Regions from separate parts of the Homo sapiens genome. Here region 1 is linked to region 2. Evidence: chromatin contacts called from ENCODE Hi-C or POLR2A ChIA-PET data. All regions are on one chromosome and are shown on one strand. Each heading gives the region's core, a stretch centred on a gene start or an enhancer-like site at or near the end of the contact. The rest is flanking DNA. Distances are from core to core; before and after follow the strand shown. Region 1 has its middle 45 kb from the start of MIR5702. Region 2 has its middle 180 kb from the start of MIR5702.

The links. A loop is a pair of places that touch in the nucleus more often than their neighbours do. ChIA-PET counts read pairs that join two places held with the same protein, here RNA polymerase II (POLR2A).
Region 1: a map of Caco-2 shows a loop between it and region 2 (2.1-fold over the local background). The contact joins two enhancer-like sites. A Hi-C loop is called at or near these places in 2 of 168 maps with a recorded cell type or tissue (Caco-2 and HepG2). POLR2A ChIA-PET finds 5 or more read pairs at or near these places in 2 of 52 experiments (A549 and IMR-90).

What each region holds. Positions count from the first base shown.
Region 1 is chr2:226,609,994-226,616,887 of GRCh38, reverse strand. No RefSeq gene overlaps it. Among named protein-coding and RNA genes, the nearest start is that of MIR5702, 45 kb to the left of the region's middle. Within about 2 kb of position 4,832, at least 4 of the 41 ENCODE cell types and tissues checked have a DNase peak (open chromatin) inside an H3K27ac peak, as active enhancers do; they include IMR-90, where a contact is called at or near this core.
Region 2 is chr2:226,472,814-226,480,174 of GRCh38, reverse strand. No RefSeq gene overlaps it. Among named protein-coding and RNA genes, the nearest start is that of MIR5702, 180 kb to the left of the region's middle. RefSeq lists a silencer at 1,768-2,062 and an enhancer at 1,700-2,250. Within about 2 kb of position 1,699, at least 15 of the 41 ENCODE cell types and tissues checked have a DNase peak (open chromatin) inside an H3K27ac peak, as active enhancers do; they include IMR-90, where a contact is called at or near this core.

The sequences.
Region 1 (6,894 bases), core at 3,583-6,082, 130 kb before region 2:
TGCCGCAAACCACCATTGCACATGTATACCTATGTAACAAACCTGCACGTTCTGCACATGTATCCCAGAACTTAAAGTAAAATACAATAAAATTTTAAAAAGAAAAAAAAATTAAGTGCAGCATACAGAATAATGCCCCCTCCAAAGATATTCACGCCCTAACCCCTAGAACCTGTCATATTTTAGCTTCATGTGGCAAAGGGACTTTGCAGATTACTTTAAAATAGGGATATTATTCTGGAATATTCAATATAATCACATGGACCCTTAAAGGGAAGGGAGAAGAGTCAGAGAGAAATACAGCAGAAGAAGAGGCAAGGGAGAGTCAAGGCATGAGAGGGGGCCTCAGTGCATCGATGCTGGCTTTCAAGATGAAGGAGGCCATGAGCCAGATGGCCTCTTTTGCATTAGTCCTCAGTTTACATCCAGAAAACAAACAGGGACCTCGGTCTTACAGTCACAAGGAACTGAATTTGATCAACAACCTGAGTGAACTTGAAAATGGGTCCTTCCCCAAAGTTTCCCAAAAGGAACACAGTCCTGCTGACACCTTGACTTCAGCCTATAAGACTCTAAGCTGAGGGCTCTCCCTGAGCCACAATATATTATACCTGGACCTTGGATTTACAGAATTTGTGAGATAGTAAATGTTTTAAGCTGCCAAATTTGTGGTAATTTGTTACTGTGACAATAGAAAGTGAATGCAGGTACCTACTTTGTCCCAGGAACTCTGCCAGTTACTGGGAATACAGCTGGGACCTAGACAGACTGATATCCTGATATCTGGGACACAAGCTCACTCGAATGCAGTGTTCGGCAGAGGCCAGTTCTTTCCTGATCCTGCTGGAAGATAGTTCCTAAAGTAATTTTCTTGCCAGTGTGTGCCTCAGTCCCCACAGCTGTAAGACAGTAGTAATTGCACAGAGCTTTTCTCTGGAATTGAGGTGTAAAGACTTGTGAGCTATTGTCCATTTAGTCCTTGGATGACCTGTGAAAACTTAACTGCCTCCTGATGCTGAAATGCATCTCCCACAAAATGTGGTTGTGCCCCTCTGCTCATAGATGTGGTCTGCAAAGATGCTGCCTCCAGCTCAGGCGGGAGCACTTATTTAATTGAATAAATTAGTTGTCCAAATTAGTTTTTGAAAAAAATCCCCATGTGTATCTTTTCTTAGTGTGGTCCCTTTTGTAACTCTTTAGACAATGGTAATTATCAGATGAAAAAAAGAATTAAAGTGGAAAAGACAACAAAAGGGTTCTCATTGTACTGATTGCAGACAAATTTGAGATCATCAGACAATTAGTTGCAACAAACCCAGGTCACATACAAACAAATGCAATTATGTAAAAATACAAAATACTTCCCTCAGCAAACAACCTTAAGAACTGAACAAATATTTAGATTTGCCAGCATCTGTTGAAAATCTGTATAAATCATCTCCAATAAACTGAACAATGCTTAAGAAACACTTGTGTTAAATAACCTGAAAAGAAATAATTTGTATTTACCGAAGAATTACATAAAACAAAGCCTCACTTGCCTCGATATAATCTTATATGGAGAATTTACCTCCTGGGATAGGCTTTTTCTAATCATCTTGTCTAATTTATTATACTTGTAAGTCTGTCATCATATGATTTATTTTCTTTAGAATACTGAACACTGTCTGACATTTATCTTATTTAAGTATTTTGCTCATTGTCTCTTTACCTTCTAGAACATGAACTCTTTGAGGGCAAGGCCTTGCCTATCAGTGAGATGCTGTTTATGTTCCATCTGGCACCTACCGGAATTTTCCTCTAGAAAATCCTCAACCTTCTTCTGACCATTTATTTCCAGGGAAGCAGATGCCACCCTGAACTTCAGTCTTTTCTATCCATATATCTATTTTTAAATTTTAAAATATTTAATTGACAAGTAAAGATTGTATATATCCAAGTAGTGCAATATGATGGTTTGATAAATGTACACATTGTGTATAATGATTGCCACAGTCAAAATAAGTAGCATATCCATAATCACCCATGCTGTATATTATATTAGCTCTCCAGAACTTATTCATCTTATAGCTGAAAGTGTGTAACCTTGGATCAACATCTCCCCATTTCTCTCACCTCTCATCCTCTGTCCTACTCTCTGTTTCTATGAGTTTGACTTTTTTAGATTCTGCATACAAATGAGATGATAGAATATTTGTCTATTTCTAGCTTATTGCACTTAACATAATGTCCTCTAAGTTCATCTATGTTGCTGCAAATGGCAGAATTTCCTTCTTTTTTATGGCTGAAGAATATTTCATTGTATATATGAACCACAATTTATTCATTCATTCATTCATTCATTCATCAATAGGCACTTAGTTTCCATGTTGTGGTTATTATGAATAAGGTCTTAATGAGAGTGCAAATGGGTATAAAATATCTCTTTAAGCTACTGATTTCTTTTCCTTCAAGTATCTACCCATTGTATGGTAGTTCTATTTTTAGTTTTTTGAGGAAACTCCATACTGTTTTCCATAATGGCTGCACCAGTTGCCTTCCCACCAAAAGTGTACAAGAGTTCCTTCTTCTCCACATCCTTGCCAACAATTATTAATTCTTGTTTTTTTTTTAAAAAAAAATAGCCACCAGACTTCAGCCTTGAAAGCATGTGCATACATGGCCCACAGTAGTCAGCACATTCCATCCCACTGGCTAGGAGGATGGATTTGTTACGGGCACGGTAACCAAAGTCATACCTATCAGGATGAATACGATTCAATTTTGGGACTTTTGTTTGAGCTTTTCCACTGGGTCTTAAGCCTCAGAGGAGGTGGGGCTAAATCTTCTGTTGCCATTTTACCTTTACTTTGGCTTTATCAAAATGGTTGAAAGGCTAAGCCCAGAGATAGAAGAAAAGGTAATAAGATTTGGCCTACAGCCCCCAATCCTGCCATGTTCATTTCGGCACTAACCATGGGATTTTTACTTATGGGGCAAATATATATTTTTCTCCAAACAAAGAGCTCCGATTGAATTCTAATTGATAATCAGAGAAATCAGAGAAGCATAAAGTACTATGGAATAATTGCTCTACTAATCTGAGCACAAAATTTCTATAACTTAATTTAAAAATTGTGTGTGTGTGTGTGTGTGTGTGTGTGTGTGTGGTGCGATGTCTACCAGCTGCCCACCATCCTTTGTCTTAGGGTCTAATTCATTTAGAAAACTCAAGACAGGTGAAATGAAATAGTATATTAGCTATTCCCTAAAACAGCAAGTAAAATCTTTGACTTGTGGCTTTGAAAACTGTATATCATTTCTATTGTACCCAAGTTGGCAGCTCTAAACCCATTGGGTAAGAACTTTCTACTTTTCTTATTGAATACCATCAGCCTTAATGCAGATTATTAGTAAGGCAGATTATTTTGAGTTCTTGTGATATCTCAAATTATGAAATTTGAAACTGTGATATTTCAGATTATGTTCCTATATGTTTGGGCTACTGTTGGATATCCAATGAATGCAGTTTATTTAAAAATCCCAATAAAACTGAACCAAAAAGCTCAAAACATAGTTACTTTACAAATGTTCTCTTAAGGATGACTGATTGATTGATGTGTTGACACGAGAGGGTCAAGACAGCTGCACTGCTGGGTATACCAGTGGGCATGAGGGGCATGTGGACCAGTGAGTTATTTTTTGTTTCAAAATTTTAATGTGAAGGAAAAGGAGGAGGAACAGCAGTATATCTAGAGAATTGTCTAGAAGTAAAAAGCAGACTTGAAAGAAGAAGAGTTTAAAAGTACCAGGACAAAAGTCAAGAATTTATCATCAGTCTTGCTCCTGAATATCCACTGGGAACATACTGCTATTTTATTAGTGAAAACTTTTTTTTGGTCTGGTCATAGATAGGAGCAAGAGAAATCATTTGAAAGTCCAGGCCTTAGCAACTGTGACAAATTTACAAAGAGAAAAAAGGCAAAAAGATATTATAAGGACAGACATTTAGAATATACATCCAATGGATTCAATCGAAACTGAGTGCTTTCATCCTGAAGGCAGTCACAGCAAACACAATTGGAAAGCATCACAAATACCTTCAGCAAATGTCTAAAAATAAATCCAAGATTTTAGACTTTAGATCCATGTAGATCAAGAAGATCCAGTCTGAATGTGGTGGTGCACGCCTGTAATCCTAGCACTTTGGGAGGCCGAGGTGGGTGTATTGCTTGAGGCTAGGAGTTTGAGACCAGCCTGGCCAACATGGCAAAACCCCATCTCTACTAAAAATACAAAAATTAGCTGGACGCGGTGGTGCATGCCTGTAATCCCAGCTACTCGGGAGGCTGAGGCATGAGAATCGCTTTAATCCGGGAGCAGAGGTGGCAGTGAGCCGAGTTCATGCTACTGCACTCCAGTTGGGCAACAGAGTGACAATCTGTCTGTCTCAAAAAAAGGAAAAAAAAAAAAAAAAAGAAGATCCCAGAGACAAGGACAGACTGAGTTTCAGAGGAGGACTGGCCAAACACCCAGCAAGCGTTGGAGACCTGGGCCCAGGAAGACCTGTGTTTCTTTTCCCTTCTAAGGAAAAGAACTTCAGTGAAGAAAAAAAAAAAAGTCATGAATCCAGTTAATCCAAAATTAAAGTATCAAGAGTGACTCAACACTGAGCCAGTAAATAACCAACCTAGAATTTTTCCAATTGCATACATATAACAGGAGTTAAATGACTCACGTCTCAAAAGAGGAAAGCATAAAGCGGGGGTCACTGTGGAAATGATTCCTCTACCTGTCAGACCCTAGGCTTGGTCAACGGAAGGTAGACAGCTCAAGAATATCCACTGTGAAGAAACTGCCAACACAAACAGTCTGACAAAGTCTGGCAATGAGCAATAAGAGGGAATTTGGATAGGTGGGTGGAGTAATTGGGAGTTGGCAATAGGCAAATAGCAGAGGTACAGAGAAGCAGAGGGTCTCAGATGGATAGGATTCAGGACTCCAGAACTGAGAGCTCTGGCTCAAACAAAGCAAGAACACTTTGTCTAAAAAATCCTGGAGTAATTCGGAGTAAGATACTAAGAATAAAAGTCAAATATGAGACAATTGGATAAATATGTGATGGCTAGATCTCAGGCACAAGGCAACATGTTTGTCTGGCCAGGCAGGGATCTTTTGAGCCTTGATTTTGTGCTCTTTTGAACCTAGGGTGAAGTTCAGTCTGCTGTGAGAAGCTGTGAAATCCCACATCTGAAGATCAGATGGACATGCGGGCAGGGAAGACAGTGAAGCTCATCCCTATCTTTATTCCTCAAAATTCTGTCCTTGGTCTTTCTCTCCTAACTCTCCCTGGTTTCAGCTTCCTCATGGCCTCAGTATATACTGAGACGTTTTCCAGCTCTCTTTCTATATGTATATAAAACTACCTATTAAAACCTGTCCTCAGAAGTTCCTGGGATGTGGGCTGTTTGCGGCAGCCACAGCACAGGATGTAATTATGTGACCTCAGGTCATCTAGGAAGCTATCTTCAGGACTATCTTGTAGGAGATTAATGATTCATGTGATCTTATCATTCATCCATTCAAAGCACATTTACTTAATGGAACCAATGAAATCTCTACTTTCATGGAATTCACAGTCTATAACTACAGTTCTTAGTCCTAAATCCCAGAGACATTTCAGATTCAGTGTGTTCTGAAGTCACATCATATCAATGAGAAAACACAATTTGTTGTGTAGTATGGTGTGTCTGACATATTGCAGGTTTCAATGGCTTTTCATTAAACAAAAAACTTGTTGATTTCAGGAAATAGCTTAGTAAATAACAGTTTCCATGATCTAGTCACCTGACTTGATTGAATTAAACTGCTCTATTCTAACACCTTCTAAACAGTCCACAAATTGGTAATGTACAAGTAAAAAAAAACTTTAAGTGCACAATTTTACATTTATTACAGCTCTATGTTCCTTATGTAGAATGTAAATAACTAAAAATAATAAAATTTTACTACCCAGAGATAATCACTTCTAATCACTTATAATTATCTGGCATATAGGTTTCCAGATTCTCATACATATATGCTGACGCTCAGTAACTGTTTCATGTTTTGCTTTTTATATATTATATCATAAATTACCTTTTCATATTAGATATGTTTCTATAGTATAATTTTGCTGGCTACCTACAATCCCATCTTACAGATGTGCTGTAATTTATAATCTCATATTGCTTGAATATAGCTTGTCACTAGTATTTTCACTGTTACAAATAATGCTATGGTAAACATCTTATAATTATATCTTTGTGACTACTTATGACTATTTCCTCCAGGACAAATTCTTAGGAGAACATATAGGTTAAAGGATATGCAAAAATTTCAACATTTTTGCTTTTTATGTTGTCAAATTTAACTCCAGCACAATTTTTCCCCAAAATTACAATCAGGAATCAATTCCTTATGATGTCATGAACCTGACGATACGAGTTCTTCTGATAAATGATGCAACTAGTTATTAAATCTTCTATTTCCCTTCCATTGCATGAACCCTGCCTTTAACAAATAAAGTACACAATTTCATATTCAGATCTAACACCTGAAATTCTAGTGGTTAGGTCCTATTAGTTCATTTGTAATCGCATATTAGATGAAACTATTGCTGAAAATTTATTTAAATGTATCAAGTGGCCTGAGTTCTGATGTTAGGTTAATCTCATGTTGGTTGGACCTTTGGATTGTAGTGGAACATGGAGGACTTTTGAGCTCCAAGGAGCTTTAAGAAGTGCATGTTTTCATAGTAGTTCTGGTACAAGAAGCTTTGTTTTCTTAGGCATCTGGAGAGACAGCAGATGACATGGGTGGCTACTCCCTCTCCTTCTATTGTTTTTCTTGAACGCTGTTGAAGCCAGAATTTTG
Region 2 (7,361 bases), core at 450-2,949:
AAGTTTTTTCATGCCTGAGCTAAATACAGGCACTGCATCTTCTTATATGTAAACATGGGGCTTTTGATAGGTAGACACCATCTTCTAAATCCAGCAACACCACTGAAGTCTGATGGCCGGTAGAAGAATAATGTAAATTTTTCCAAAATGCTTTGAATCTCTGGTTCAGTCAATATAATTTTATTCTTTAGAGCTACACGGTCCCATAAAGTAGGATTAGCCACATAGGGCTATGCCAACTAAAAGTAATTAAAATTAAACAAAATGAAAAATTCAGTTCTTTAGTCAGAGTGATTCCACATCAAGTGCCTAGTATCCATTACTGTGGAAGGTTCTATTGGTTCTGTACAGTGCTGTCTATAGCCATTTCATTTTATTAACATCTGATGTCTTTGGTTGCTTGCTTGATTGCTAAAAAAGGAAAAGTGGAAGGACGGTGGAGCCTTGCTTGTCCATGTTAGGAAAACGTTTATTTCAGCCTCTACAGGGCTTCTTATCTAAAAGTCTTCTATGCTCACTCTTATTGGGTCCTTTACATGGGTCCATTCCAGCTCCTGCCTTGATCCTGTCTAATCAATCCTTCTCACTGCTTCCAGCGTTAGCATTCTTTTTTTTTTTTTTTTTTTTTTTTTTTTTTTTTTTTTTTTTTTTTTTTTGAGACGGAGTCTGGCTCTGTTGCCCAGGCTGGAGTGCAGAGGCACGATCTCGGCTCACTGCAAGCTCCGCCTCGCGGGTTCACGCCATCCTCCTGCCTCAGCCTCCCGGGTAGCTGGGACTACAGGCACCCGCCACCACGCCTGGCTAATTTTTTGTAATTTTAGTAGAGACGGGGTTTCACCGTGTTAGCCAGGACCAGGGTTAGCATTCTTAACCACAGGGCAATGGAAGTTATTTTTTTCCTAGGAAAACTTCAACTCTTCCCCATTACTCACAGAGTAACTTTTACTTACCTTGATTTGGATTTGATCTGGCCCGAACCAACCCTTTCAGCTCTTTTTCTGTTTCTCTGACTATCCTATGCCCTGGCCACACTCAAATTCAAACACCCTTGGCTGCCTACCCACATAACTTTAGTCTTTTGCTCATGCTGTTCCTTGGAGCTCTAGGAAACGTGTCCATGCATCTTGGTTCAGTTTATGTGCCAGAACCTTTGTGAAAACTTCACAATCTCGCTGAACCAAAGTGTGTCACTACCTTGTCTAAGTGCTCACAGCACTTGCAGTTCTATTACATTTTTTTTCCACTTAAATTTTTACGTGTTTAACTCTCCTACTGGGTGATAAGCTTTTTGATGCACAAGATCTTGCACCTCTGTGTCCTGCATAGCTTTCTACACATAGCTGTTTAACAAGAAATACACAAAGAGAGTTGAATTTAATTTGGGGTGAGGATAGAAAAAATGGTTAACTGGAGTCAGGGAGGGTGTGCTTAGAGAACCATTGCTGGGGGTTGTGTAGGATTATAAAGGATGCAGACTGGAGGAGGACTGAGGTTAAGATGAGAAATCTACCCTTGGCAGTGCTGAAAAACATAACAGAATTGTGCGGCAGCACTGCAGGCTGCCAATGTTTCATAGGTCACAAAACACCACGAGGCATTCCTCCTGATGGAGGTCAACCTCCAGCAGAGTGAGTCACTCTCTCCCTGTGCCCATGAGGCCCTTAATCCATGGCTCTGCAATATTCCAAGGCCTCAGGCTGAGCACTTCCTGGTGTCAGGGCCACCCTCTTGCTCTATCCTGCCTCCTTACCATGCACACTGCCCCATCCATCCTAGGGCCCAGTTTCATGCATCCCATAAGGAAGTTTGCAGTAAATTCTGACTGAATAAATTCAACTGTGAGCTAAGACCTGAGTGAAGGTAACCACAGGCAGAATCTAAAGCATGTAGATTGCCGAGTACAAACAGGAATGCGGAATATGTTGCCGGAGTAATTTTATTTATTTTCAAACAGCGCAGGGTCTTTGGGTCATCTCCACCATTTAACCCAGCGATATCTTGGCATCCCTGGAATGCTGAATGCTGTTTGATCAGTCATCACGTCTCCTTTCCACAAAAGGGCCTGTTTTTACTGAAGATAAAACTCTCTTTCCTCGTCTTCAAAAGGAAGCTCAGTACATTACAAAAAAAAAAAAAAAATTCCCCCTTTGACTTTTTCTCACTCTAAGTTTCCCAGGGGTCGATGTGAAGTGAAGGAGAATGTGGAGAATTGGAGCTGGAAGTGTTAGGAACCTAGAGCTCTTTTCCACGAATGGGAGGGAAGTTCATCAAAGCACATGTGTGGTCAAAGAAGCTTAAAAATAAACCTGATTTCTAACACAGAAAAGAAAAACTCATTAAGCTTTCAATAAGCTGCTTTTTTCAAGGAATAAAAAAATAAAAAAAGAGAAAGAAATGTCTGCCAACAGAGGAAAAGGCAATACACTCTTCCAAAAGGATCTTTTGAGTAAAAGGAACATGTAAATTCCAAGAAAAGTTAGTTAGAAAGAACAGTTTATTCTCACTGGTTCCTTCTCATCACATCAGTATTTATTTCCCCAAATGCCCTTTATTTATTCATTTTAAAGTATTATAGGTGTCTACATGTTGGTCAGGGCATAAGGAACTTTTCTTACCGCAAAGACCCTTTGGGACACCAAGCAGAGACCTCAGCTATCCTTTTAAATTCTCAGGACTCTGAAACCTAATGTCTGCGTAGACTAACAGGAGGACTGCTGGAAGAAGGCAGGAGCCCAAGTAGTTAGCACATAGGCCGCTTACCAAGAAAATCACCAGGGTGTTCCAGCGTGAGCTGGTTTGACATCAATCCATACGATGGGGTTAGCGTGTGCCAGCTTCAGACTGTGTAACTTCTATTTACCGAAACTGTAACACATACTCATTGTGAGCTACAATTATCCACAGTTTAGTATGTTTATGAAACTATTTTGTGGTTATTTATTAAAAATAAAATTTATGTGTGCTTATTGAAGCTATATTTTGGCAGGCAAAAGAGGTTGGCAGAAATGTCTGAGTCAACAGCGGGCACTAGCCACTCTTTATGTCGTCATATAAAAACTTGTCAAATAATATTTAGTTTTTAATCTTCAGTTGCAAACATAAGGTTAGTCATGAAAAATATTCTGTGAGTTGGTCTCCTTGAAACAGGAGACTGGGTGTTTGGATTTAACTAAAGGTGATAATTAAGTTTCTGGCTTGTTTAAGGGTGATCTGTTATCCCTTTTCTCCCACCAACTTCTACTACCTGTTTTTTTATCCATGTTCCTCTTCCTTATGTCTTTAAGAGCTGTTTCATAATGATTTTTCATAATATGAGCTGTTTATCTACCAATACAAAAATGCAAAGACAAATGTATTACTCATGATCAAGGATAAATTATCCTGCCTGTATGGTCATGGTAGTATTCTCTTGGAGATCTTTTGGGAGCAAATGGATTATTTATTTTTTCTGAAATTTTTAGTTAATTATTTTATTTATTTATTGAGACAGGGTCTTGCTCTGTTTCCCAGGCTGGAGTGCAGTGGTGCAATCACAGCTCACTGCAGCCTCAAATTCCTAGGCTTAAGCCGTCCTCCCACCTTAGCCTTCCAAGTAGCTGGGAGCACAGGTGCATGCCACCACACCTGGTTAATTTATTTTTCGTAGAGATGGTGTCTCCCTATGTTGCCCAGGTTGGTCTCAAACTCCTGGGCTCTAGTGATCCTTCCACTTCAGCTGCCTGAGTAGCGGGGAACACAGCCACGTGCCACCGCACCTGGCTAATTTTTCATTTATTGTAGAGATGGGGTCTCCCTATGTTGCCCAGGCTGGTCTTGAACTCCTAGGCTCTAGCAATTCTCCCACTTCAGCCTCCCAAAATGCTGGGATTACAGGTGTGAACCACCACACCCAGCTAGTTATTTAAATCACTATACTTACTTTCCAAGGGCCTTTTAAGAAGGAGGTTCTTCTTCTTTTTTTTTTTTTTGTTTTTTTTGTTTGTTTGTTTGTTTTTGGAAGGAGGTTCTTCTTAAAGTGGCCACAGTTAGCTTCAGGAATGTATAGTCCATCATAATTAACTATGTGTACTTACACACAAACTGGAATCATAGGAGTTTGTTCATAGGGATCCTGAATGGATAGAAAAATGGCATTAAGTAAGGGGCCTTGGGATTAGAAAGGATATTCTATGAATAGGTGGAAAAAGGAATTCTTTGTCTTTGACTCTACTTGCATAAAGATTCAACAGGAGAAGAGGAAAGATTTAGTATGGAATTGTTCAAGAATAAATCTTTCGTAAAGGGGAGATTCTGAGATGTGATAAATTGGAGTTGAAAAGACAGCCCAATGTACTTCTTGCTACTTCCTTAAATACCTTGAGTATGAGTCACTGCTGAGGTTGTGCTTTAGTTTTCCTTGAAAGAATTTCTGATCTCAACCATAGAAGACATTTGTAAATTTTATATGTCAATTGTCTCTCGTGTCTCTGGAGTTTTGCTTTGGTTCTAGTAGAAGAGCTGTTTTGAGCATGCCCTTGTTGACAGCGATTTGGTCCTGCAACAGAGTATTTGCTGCCAAGTAACCTAATCCACACACATTTTATTTATTTATTGAGTATCTTTTGTGAGCAAAGCTCTGTGCCAGGTGCTATAGAGAATGTACACCTAAGAGCCATTCCTCTAAGAAGGATGTAAAGTGAAAAAATGTGTTATCTATGAGTGGTCTCTATACCATAGTCTACAGAAGTTTGGATGCCATCATAGGGTTGAAACCTTATTTTGGATCCACCAAACACAATAATTCTGAGAACTGCAGGAATTTGGTATATTTGAAAACAAACATGCAGCAGAATAGGGCAAGAGAGTGGAAGGGAGGAATGTGTCTGGATCAGTAGGATCCAAATGAACCCATCACATGGTTTCAAAAGTCTTGTAGATAGCGTTCCCGAGGATGCAATTTGAGCCAGAGTCTGGTGAGAAGGATGTTCACTAGAAGGACTAGTCTTGGATTAACACATGTGGAAGCAGGAGAAGGAAGAAGGATTGGGCAGAGAGATAAGGGGCACTGGGGTTTGGGCCCAGTGACAGCCTTGGTTGACCCCATGAGGAGCAGTGGAACTATAATGGTTCTCCAGGGGGGTCCCCAGTTGGGTTGAGATGATTGGGCTTTTATACCTTCACATTGACCAATCACTGGATGAGGGCCTCCCCAGGATGGAGTGTGACCTCCTGGGTCAAGGCAGTTCTTTGCAGCTGCAACAACCCTGAAGGGGCTGGCAACACTCTCAGCCCATGGACAACAAGTCTTTATTGAAGGGGGATCTGAGTGGTGCACCTTGGTGTCTACCTCAAAAATCTTATTTGCATTAAAAAAATCATGTTTTCAGTTTTGGGAGAATAGTTTAGTGAGGAACAGAGTAGGAGTGGAAACCAATTAGAACACTTTTGAAATTGTTCAATGGAAGATGATCATGATGGTTTGAACTGCAAAGTTACTGTAAAATTGCAGAGTAGTAAATGGAACCGAAAGGCATTTTTTGACACAGATTTTATAGGAATAGGAAATGGATTCCATGGGTTACACAAGGGATAGAAATATACCTAGGATAAATCTGAGTCTTGCCATGAGCAAGTGGGAAAATAGAGATACCATTTATAGAGGAGGGACTTCTTGAGAAGAATTGTGAGCAGGGGCAGAAATGGGACTGAAGACTATTGGTGATTCAGCCAAGTGGTGTGCAGCCATGCAGGAAGTTGGATACACAATTCTGGAGCTTAGGAAGAAGGTCTGGAATGTTGTTTTATAATATGTTGCTGTGTTGCTGCAGAACCTCAGCAGGTGATAACTCCTAGGGAGGGAATGTGATAAACTGGGAAGGAGGTTCACAGAGAAGCCTAAGGCATGGCCATCTCTAGAAGTAAAGGAATGAACAGAGGACACAGAGGAGCTATCAGAGAGGCCTGAAGAAAACCAGCACCATGTGGTTTCCTTGAGGCTTAGGGAGGAGAACATTGAAAAAGCATTGTTAGCATTCTTTGAATACTAATGAGGAAGAACATCTATTTTAATTGTTATTGGTCATTTATTAACAACTTGATGGAGGCATATTTAACATATCATATAATTCACCCATTTCAAGTGTACAATTCAATGATTGCCTTTTCTTTAGTAAATCTACCAAGTTATATAATCATCATCCTAAACCAATTTTAGAATATTTTTATCACCCAACTAAGATTCTTCATGCAGATTCATTTGTTTTAGTCTTTATTTTGAGAAGCGCCTTTTAAATTAGCTTTTGCCTTTTTATTTTTAAATTTTTTTATTTTCAGGAACTTTTAAAAAAATTGGTATTTTGTTTTTTTGGATATGTATTTGAAAAATTGCTCTTCCATGTTGTCATTTATCCTTCAACCCAGTTTGTGAAGATGTTTTTCTCTGCAGAAACTTTACAGTTTTACGGAGTTAAATGTAATGGTCATTTCTTATATAAATAACTGCTTTTTTTATTTTTGATGTTATTAGAAAGCATTTTTTCCAAGATTATAAAAGTATTTTCCTATATATTCTCCTATAATTCTTCTTGTTTTAATTTTTGGATTTTGATTTCTGTTTCCTTTGGAATTTATTTTGTTTTAAGGAAATAAGTGGTGATCCAGTTTTACCTTGTTTTCCAAACTGCTGGCCAATTGTTCCAAAACCAATTGTTCATGAATAAATATTGTCTCCATTGATTTGGGCTAAATTACCATATTCTGCCTATGTTGGATCTATCCCTGCCTTAATGCCACACTGTTTTATTTACTATTCCTTAGCAATACCTTTTAGTGTCTAATAGCATGAGACTGTAATAGAACTTGGTTAAGTGTCCATGTGACTGAGTGTATTAAAAAATTTTGTTACTACCCTCTTTCTCTAGCATCTCCCTTGGCCTTTTGTCTCTCTTTGGCTGCAATTAGACCCTCATTCCAAATATATCCTGCTAACCCTATGGCTTTGAGTTCATTTGTTTTAGCTGCCAAACTCTCAAAATAATTCTGATTCTTCAGCCAGACTGTAATTTGGAAGTTTGATTGTTTTGTTTGTTGGCTGCTTCTTAATCTGAGGGAAGTTCATCATCATCTGCAGTCCATTTTCTGGGTAATGTAAGGTAAACACCATCTTGTGATGCCTGAAAGGAAGAGTTAACTATTATAATTCTATTGGTCAATTGTCATATTTAATTCAATTCTCTATAAATAACAGACTTTTGTGACAGTTTTGTGTTGTATTTCACTCTGTCTTTCTGGTAGGCTTCAAATGAATCTGAAGTTGAGGGTTATTTTTCCACTGGCTGTTGACTGACATTGGCTGTCTTTATTCATTGCATCAGCTTGAAATA